Linked DNA regions of Homo sapiens: region 1 is linked to region 2. A link is an interaction called in ENCODE POLR2A ChIA-PET data of the cell type or tissue named here. Cell type or tissue: MCF 10A. All regions are shown on one strand. Links, peaks and the distances in the headings refer to the core of each region. The heading gives the core; the rest is flanking DNA. Region 1 overlaps ITSN1 (intersectin 1). Region 2 overlaps ITSN1 (intersectin 1).

Region 1 (4,394 bases), core at 220-4,219, 53 kb after region 2:
CCTTGAAATTTTAATAATCAGCATGTGTTTATGTATTACTTTTGTAATAAAACAAGTTCTTGAAATGATGCTGTTCATACAAATATCAGTTGAGGGAAGCAAGATGACCTTTTATTGGTAAGGTTTTTTTTTCCCCGTGATTTTCTCCAGGGCCTAGACTCAAAAAATCCTTCCAGAAGGCCATCACATCTCTCTCCATTTCGTAAATGTGTCTAACTAGGCAACATCTAAGGGACGGCACACAGATTAGGAATTTTATGTGGGCTATAATAGGGGATCATTTGTAACCGCCTGGAGTCATTTGCAATATTATTTCAGCTGTGTGTGGATTTCAGTTAGTTTTGAGAATCCTTCTGTCACACCAAGATGTTCATGGAAAACCATTTGATGTGTTTTCTCCTCTCGTTTTTCCCTGGGAAAGGGGGCCAGAAACCATGTTTATCCTAGGACCCAAAAGAGGAAAAGGCCACGTCCCTCCACCCCTAAAGAAAACGCTTTTATTTGAAATGTCTTTTCCATTTACCCTACTTTGAATAATGGAGTTTTTAAACTCACTTGTTTTTCTAAATATTAAATTTTCAAAGGAAGAATATTTTTGAGTTCAAAATGCCTATTTCAAATCTTTAATGGTTCTCTTGGTCTGGCATTCACCAGCAAGTTTTAAAGCAGCCTCCCATGGGTCAATTTGATGGCTAAAAAGATGATTCCAAGCCAACATCATTGGCACATAATGTAAAGAAGACTCTCCCCACAAAACTTTTGCTTTTCATTGTGTTCTGCAGTGGCCATCAGGGCCATCCCCCTGTCTCCAGGCAGGGTGGTAGGTGGACCTGCGAGAGGTGGAATTTGGTGGGGGCAAGCAGCCCAGACTTGCCCAGCGCTTCCCCTGACCTCCAAGCTCCATCAGCTCTGACTTGGGCCTTGCAAAGTGTTTGGACCAGAGGCCAACGCTACCTGGAGCAGGAGGCCACGCAGCAGCCCTCCAGCTTGTCCCCAACTGGCCCCAGGCTCCTGGGATTCTTGGACAAATGGCCCAAATTTACCCTGAACCTTCTGCTGTTGCTCTGGCTCTGAGCTTCTTCACAACCTGCACCGTGTAAAACTTGAAGACTCAGAAGAGCTTCTGAAATCCAAAGCAAGCCAGGACTTTTCCCCATAGGTCCTTCTTTCCGATTCCTCATCATTCTACGCGTGTCTGCTGGTCCCTCGCACCTCCATGCTGCAGACTGGAACTCTGGTCGGGTTGTCAGTTTCAAGTAACACTAGTGTTTCTCAACAGGGTGCTCGTCTATTGGCATTTGGGGTGGGCAGTTCTGTGTCCTGCATGTTGTGGGTCATTTAGCAGCCCTGGCCAGCCTGCCAGATTCCACTATGACAACCAAGAACACACTCTCAGCCCTGGGACTGGAGTGGGATGCAGGGCAAACCTCAGCCTTTGGGGAGTGGGGACAGTACTGACCTCAACATGGTGGGGAAGAGCACCACCTTCAGCGGAGGGTGGGGCAGTAGCACCGCCTGCTGAGGACCACCAGTCCCCCAGGTTCTTAGCTATGCCCTGGAGGGCAGGAGTCTCTCCTCTTCTGTCCTGAATCCCCAGCACCCAGAGTGGTTAGTCCTAGCCTCATAGTAGGACATCAGTAAATATTTGCCCAGTGAATGAATAAGATCTATGAACAGTCTTCAAAAGGGCCTGTGAACCCAATGAAAGTGTGCCCTAAAGGTGTGCATTGTACACATGTATTCGCTGCAGCAAGAACCCATAACTTCCCTCAGATTCTTCAAGGCAACTGTGGGGCATCCTTAAAGGGACATTCAGAAAACTGGTCCAGCCAGTGGCCACTACGGGCCTGATGTTTCTGTAGCTGCAAACATCACCGCACCGTGTTTGTGCAGTGACTTTTAGAGCTACCACTCTGTGTCAATATTCTAATCTCCCTGCAGAAGGGACCATCCTGAACGCTCCAGGGACTCTGCTTCCGTGAGAGGGCATCCAAGTTGCCTAATGCAGGGGCTGCATTCAGCCCTTCAACAAGAAATGGCCTGAGGCCCGGGCCCTTTCACTCACTCACAGGAGAGTGGGGTAAAAAGAGGGCAGGAACAAGATATGTTTCCCCCCAAACTCGAGTGTTTCTTGGGTGACCTTCCCAATAAAAGTCAAAGAACTCGGAGACATCACTCAGCTTGCCACAAACCCAAGCTCACACAGCAGCTTGGCTGAACTGAATGAGTGAGCCCCGTGGCCTGCCTCCTTCCTGAGAGTTCATTGTTGGTGCAGCTGTTTTAATAAAAGACAATCTATGCCCTGAGGCAGGAAGAACAGTTGGGCCAAACCCGTGGCTGAGCAGAGGGCTCAAGCTCAGACACATCTGCAGACCTGTGCAAAAGTGCGAGCTCACCTTGCAGCCCTGGAGAATTCTGCTTGACCTCAGGGCAGGGGACTCTGAGTGAGGTCGAGGGTGTTGATATAATGATGACTCATTTCTGCTGCTTTCCCAGCATTCTCCTGCTGGTCTTGGGTTGTTCCTGTCCCAGCAAGAGAAGCTACAGCATCCAGAAAGGACAATTGGCCCAGAGAACGGACAAAACCAAGGGCTGGAAGCACCACAACCCGAGAGTTAACCTCTAAAGCAGCAAAGCATTTGCCAAGAAATCTCTGATATCATTTGGCCCAGAGGGATCATACAATTTGCAGAAGCTTTCAGCATATAGGCTAGATCAGTCATGACCCCAGATAACTCCCTTGAGAGAAGATGGAAACTCGAGGAACCCCTGCTAGGCCAGAGCAGGCTTCTTGAACATTAGTGCGCCAAAAAACAATCCTCTGGAGAGCTTGTTACATCACAGATACCCAGCCCCCAACTCCAGAGTCACTTCAGCCGGGGCATCTCTAGCAAGCTCCTAGGTGACGCTGATGCTGCCAGCCTGGGGACCACGCTTTGACAACCACTGGTCCCCAGCAGGGGGTTTTGCACTGTGCTCCATTGTGCCCCCTTGAGGGGAACAGAAGGGATGGGAAGAACAAGTAAAGGGGATTCAGCCCGGACTCTCCCACCTACATTCGGGACACCTCTGGGTCTGTCTTCCAAGTCTGGCTTCTGTGATTAAATAAAGAACCTCTGATAAAAAAGAGAGGTGGGTCCAGGCCTGCACATGGGATGCTCCCAAGAACCAAGCCTCCCTCCTGCTCATTCCAGTGTGTCTGGGGCAGGAGGCTCAAATGTTCAAACAAAACCCCAAATAACAAGCTAAGTGGGCAGAGTCATGAGTGAGCCCCACTTCCAGTGCAGGCACCATCTCAGGGCAGTGGAGTGGCCCTTCCCGTCGGGCAGCCTTGGCCTCCATGATGGTCTTGTGCCAGGCTCTCTGCAGTGGGAAGGACTACCCTCTCTGTGGCAAGCATGCTGCTCAGCTGCCCCAGGGGCCAGGCAGCAGCTTTGTCCAGGAGAGTGTGCCCAGTGCTGTCTGGAGGCACCCTGCATCTGCCTGGTCCCCAGGACCATCAGAGCCTCAGCACAGCCACCTCATCCTCCACAAACCAACCTCGACATGGATAACCCATGGCCTCCTGGAGCTCGGGGATAGAGCACAGCCTCTGCAGCCCAAGTCTCAGGGTTTGGCTCTTGCCTTCACCACTTCCAAGCTGAGAGACCTGGGGCCAGTCAACCTGTGTAAACCTCGGTGTCCTCGTCTGTGAAATGGGGATAATTCTAGTATAATACTTGAGCATTAAATGCAGTTCACCACCTGACATGGTGTGAGCCCTCCAGAGTTTTGGCCAATCGTCATTGAGTGTTTTGTTTTCACATTATTTTCGTGTTTCTGATGAAGCAGGAGTGTGCCGCCTGTATCAGTTTCTAGGGTGCCCTAACAAACGACCACAAACGGGGGGACTTAAAACAATAAGAATTTATTGCCATACATTCCTGGAGGCCGGAAGTCTAAAATGGAAGATGCTGGCAGGTGCCAGCCTCACTCTGAGGGCTCGGGGTGTGTCTTGGTTTGGAAACACATCACTCCAGGTTCTGCCTGTCTGTCTCTGTCTTCTTCTCATAAGGACACTGATCATATAGGGTCAGGACCCAACCCTGAGTATGACTTTATCTTAATTTGATTATATATGAAAAGACTATTTCCAAATAAGGTAACGTTCACAGGTACCAGGGGGTAGGGCTTCCACATATTACTGGGGAGGACACATTTCAGCCCATGACCCCACTGGACTGGAGCAAGCCCTCAGGACCCAGCAGCCACGAGGATCTTCCGTGTGAAGTTGTGTGGGCTTCCCCAGACTGTGCTAAGTTCTCCCAAATGGTTGTGTTTTCCAGGGTGTTCAGACTTACATCTCTTGGATATGTTGACCCCAACTGAAAGAAAGCGACAAGGATACATCCACG
Region 2 (4,394 bases), core at 316-4,315:
CCTTTAGGCAGCCTCGCCGCACCCAGGCTTGGAGTGACCTTTGTTTAGAGAGAGTCACTAATGAACTCTCTCATGGGTTTTTGTTGCTGACGTCAGATTTGGCTGTGCTTTGGCATTCAGTATGTGTTTCAGAAATTCCTTGAATGGAGGGAAATAGTTCAGAGGTTAAGATAGGCAATAGAGGAGAGGTTAGTTGTTTGGCTTGTTGTCATACATTTGTGTTCTCTGTAATTATTTATTTTTGTCCCCCCCACCTTTTTTTGTAAACAGAAAAAGGTCCACTTACCATTTCTGCACAGGAAAATGTAAAAGTGGTGTATTACCGGGCACTGTACCCCTTTGAATCCAGAAGCCATGATGAAATCACTATCCAGCCAGGAGACATAGTCATGGTAAGAAAGACTCCAGTGAGAGGGTCATTTCTGTTGAAGATTAGCCTCTGTCCTCTTTTTTTCACTTTATTCAACAATTGTGAGATTGTCAGTGAGTATGAAACCCAATAATCCAGCATCTAGATTTTTAAAGTATAAGCTCAATCTTCTTTCTTTTCTATTAAAATGAAAGATGGCATTTAAAAAAATGTATCCTAACATCATTTTAAAATTGAGTTGATAAAGACAGTGTGTTCTTATTTTTAAATCTATAAATGTCTGATAATTTCAGAGTTTAGATTACTACTTATATACTATGAGTATACATATATATGTAATACATATATTTTATATATGATGTATAGACAATATATATACTAGTGTGCGTGTGTATATATATGTGTATGTATAATATATACTAGTGTGCGTGTGTGTATATATGTACACATATATATACACACACAAAAGGATCCTCCAAGGTGGAAGGAGGCCAGGAGTCTTTAAGAAATAGTTATAAGTGCAAAACACTCTATCAAATCATTCTCATAATTGCAATAACTTTTGTATCTTTGCATCAAAGCATCTTTTTTCCCTTTAATTATGTGAACTTTTAATTATGTAAAAAGAGTAATGAATTATACAGTTAATCTGCTTTCCTACTTTGTAACAGAAAATAGTTTAGAATTTTGCTTTGTTATTGTTTCTTTCCTTGAACTAATAATCATTTTATGATGTGACTAAAACTATAGGAACCAGTTTAAGAAAGAAAATCAGACATGGTTGATCTAAATCATTTTCTAAAAGAAAATAGTAGTTCCTTGTTCTAGTTACTCTCTTTAGAGTCTTAGAAGTAGTCAACTCTGCATTACTCTTAACATTTTTTTTTTTTTTAAAGATAATTTAGATTTTTTTTTTGTTGTGGTTGACACAAGTTCTCACTCTGTTGCCCAGGCTGGAGTGCAGTGGTGTGATATTGGCTCACTGCAACCTCTGCCTCCCTGCAACCTCTGCCTCCCTGCAACCTCTGCCTCCCTGCAACCTCTGCCTCCCGGGCTCAAGCAAAGCGATTCTCCCACCTCATCCTCCCAACTAGCTGGAACCACAGGCGTGCACCACCATGCCCAGCTAATTTTTGTAATTTTTATAGAGATAGGGTTTCTCCGTGTTGCCCAGGCTGGTCTTGAATTGCCTGGGCTCAAACGATCCTCCCAGGTCAGCCTCCCAAAGTGCTGAAATTACAGGCATGAGCCACCATGCCTGGCCTAGAATTTGTAAAGAACTGTGAAAGTTAACAATTGAAACAAACATGTTTCTTACCCAAGGACTGTATGTCTTTGAAGTATAAAGGGTGGTGTACAGGTGATTTTACTATTACTCATGCATTCATCTTGCCATATACACATCATATCTGTGGATCTTTAATAGGCTAAAATACCTAGAAATAACAATATGTTTGGCACTTAGAGAAATGAATTCCTGTGTCCCCTTTTTTCCTAATAGCTGCTTTCTCTGTAATTACCATGGGCTAGAAGAAGCAAGGCCAAACATCCCAAATTATTTTTTCTTTTTTTTGAGACAGGGTCTCACTCTGTCACCTAGGCCAGAGTGCAGTGGCATGATCTTGGCTCACTGCAGTTTCCACCTCCCAGGCTCAAGTGATCCTCCTGCCTCAGCCTCCTGAGTAGCTCAGAGGCGTGTGCCACCACACCGAGCTAATTTTTATTTTTTTACATTTTGTAGAGACAGAGTCTCCCTATGTTGCCCAGGCTCCAGATCTTTAAAAGTTAAAATCACCTTAACAGTAGCAAAAACCTCTTCAAGTATACTCCATGGCTTCATTCAGCACACAGTTATTGACTGAAACATGCTGGGTGCCAGCCTTACTCATCCTTTACAGAAAGAACTGTTGGTTTGGGCATGCCACTCTGTACACACAAATGGTAACTTGAGCCAGCGGGGTGTGTTTCTGTCAGCTTTCCTCTGACTTCACCACCTGCTGTTTCCTACACCGTGGTTTCTGATAGCCTGAAGCTACTTTACTCATACTGCCTCATATTTGAAGTAGTGTATCCTGTAAAGCAGATTAATTGTAAAATATGTAAACACCATATAATAGGAATCTAAAATTTCTGAAAATACAATGTCACATCAGTGAGGACCTCATTACAATTTTTTTTTTAATGTTAAACAAACCAGCCTAATATTTTTGAAACTGGATTTTGTTGCAACACAAGGTGCAGAGAAGCAGCTCGCTCTCATCCTAAAGTAAGGGAATGTTATGAAATGTGATGATGAGGAAATGTTGCAGGTGATCTGTATCTTAATGAGAAAGTGTTGCTCTTTTTCGGGAACATATCTGGGCTTCACTTGTAATCCTAGGCCTGTTGAAACCTTTTCCTCGAATTGGCTAGTTAACCACCAGCTTGATGAGATGCGTAGAGTTTAGATATGCTGTAAGAATAAAGCATGTCATTAAACATATATTTTGCCTTGCTTTCAAACCTTTGCTTTCCTGGTGGAGGTTAAAGGGGAATGGGTAAGTGTTGCCTAACTGTCAGGAAGTCTGCATCTTATTCAATGTTTTGTCCTTTTAAGTCACTTGAATTCTGTGTAAGTACACGTATCTCTGGGTGTTGTTGCGGCAGTAAAAATGTGTTTGAGTCTGTGTAGTAGGTTGTGCTTTTTAAAAAAAAAGTAAGTCGTAAGTCTTCTCAGTTTGTGTACTGGGTTTCTTTTTGTTAGATTCCTTTTAAGGACTAACTTGAATGCTCTGTGTTTGGCAAGGGATTAGGTCAAGTCTCCATCTCAGGCCATAGACAAAAAGGAGTTCCAAGTAGATTAAACATAAAAGATAAAATTCTGGGAAAAAAATTTTTTTAAGCAGACTATTGGAATAATTTTCTGGCTAAGAAAGGCCTTTTGAAGCTATAAAAACCAGAAGTCGTTAAGAGGCAAAAATGGACAGTCAACAATATGCAAAAATTAAAATGTCTATGTTTCAAAATATATGAGACCAAGGGTTACATAAAGGGTTACCCCTGTTACATAAAGATTCCGAACAGTTCACTTTGAAAGACACCCACAAGCCTTAAACAATTGGCAGAGGGTGGGAAGGGACATTCACAGATGAAGTAAAAAGTCAGTTATTTAAAAAATACATGAAAAGATGCTTAGCTTCTTGGGTGATCAGAAAAATGCAAGTTATAAAACAAAATAGCATTGTTCCTCTGTCAAATGAGCAAGTTTAAAAGTCTGGTAATATCCAGCTTTGTCAAGAGTATAGGACAGTGGATATAATATACATTGTTAGCATGGTTGTATAAATTGGTTAAGCGATTTGGAAGGCAATTTGGCAGTGCCTGTTTAGATTTAAAATTCTCGTTCCCTCTGCCCCAGAAATTCTATTTTTCTCCTTCCTCTCATTCTTCTCCTTCCTCTTTTGGGCACATGCACAAATATGTGTGTACATGGATGTTCACTGCAGTGGTGTTGGTAAAAGCAAATAAACAGCCCAATGTCCATCAGTAAAGGGATGGCTTAAATAAATTATGATACAGCTAAAAAATACAATGAAGATTAAAACTTATGTAGATCACATATACACATAAGATTTCCATCAAAAAAGCAGAATATGTGCAGCATAATTGCATTTTGGTTCGAAATAAAACTATATATGTATTCATGTGTTTATGTATAGTTAACAGTTTTGAAATATATATATCAAACTGTTAACAATGGTTACCACTGGGCAGTAAAGAAGGGGCTTTCGTGTTGAATTTTATAGACTTCTATGTTATTTTCATTTTTATAAATGTATCTAATTTGTAATTTTTAATAAAACAAAATAAATTCAAGGACAAGTATATTAGAGAGTATCTACTCAGGACTGTAATAATGTTTATTATATCTCAGACCTCCCAAATATGTAATGAAATGTAGAATGTACTACTAGGCATAATTCGTTGGCTTGCAGAAGGGACAGCAGTGTTTCGATTTTGTACTACAAAATGCATTGTGATACTC

What was found. Peaks named below come from ENCODE experiments on the same cell type or tissue, not always from the same donor. Only the 100,000 strongest peaks of a DNase experiment are listed, where the experiment ranks them.
Region 1: POLR2A ChIA-PET joins it to region 2 with 7 read pairs; 5 of 35 experiments call an interaction of 5 or more read pairs at or near these places.

Annotation. Positions count from the first base shown.
Region 1 is chr21:33,852,411-33,856,804 of GRCh38, forward strand. It overlaps ITSN1 (intersectin 1), which reads left to right. Exons shown (of 40, transcript NM_003024.3): 30 at 4,326-4,394. Among named protein-coding and RNA genes, the nearest start is that of ATP5PO, 61 kb to the right of the region's middle. In MCF 10A, for the core only: no CTCF peak of the experiment used is centred there; a DNase peak (open chromatin) is centred at 2,391.
Region 2 is chr21:33,799,538-33,803,931 of GRCh38, forward strand. It overlaps ITSN1 (intersectin 1), which reads left to right. Exons shown (of 40, transcript NM_003024.3): 19 at 271-392; 20 at 2,893-2,907. Among named protein-coding and RNA genes, the nearest start is that of ATP5PO, 110 kb to the right of the region's middle. RefSeq lists an enhancer at 2,125-2,626. In MCF 10A, for the core only: no CTCF peak of the experiment used is centred there; DNase peaks (open chromatin) are centred at 2,324 and 2,694.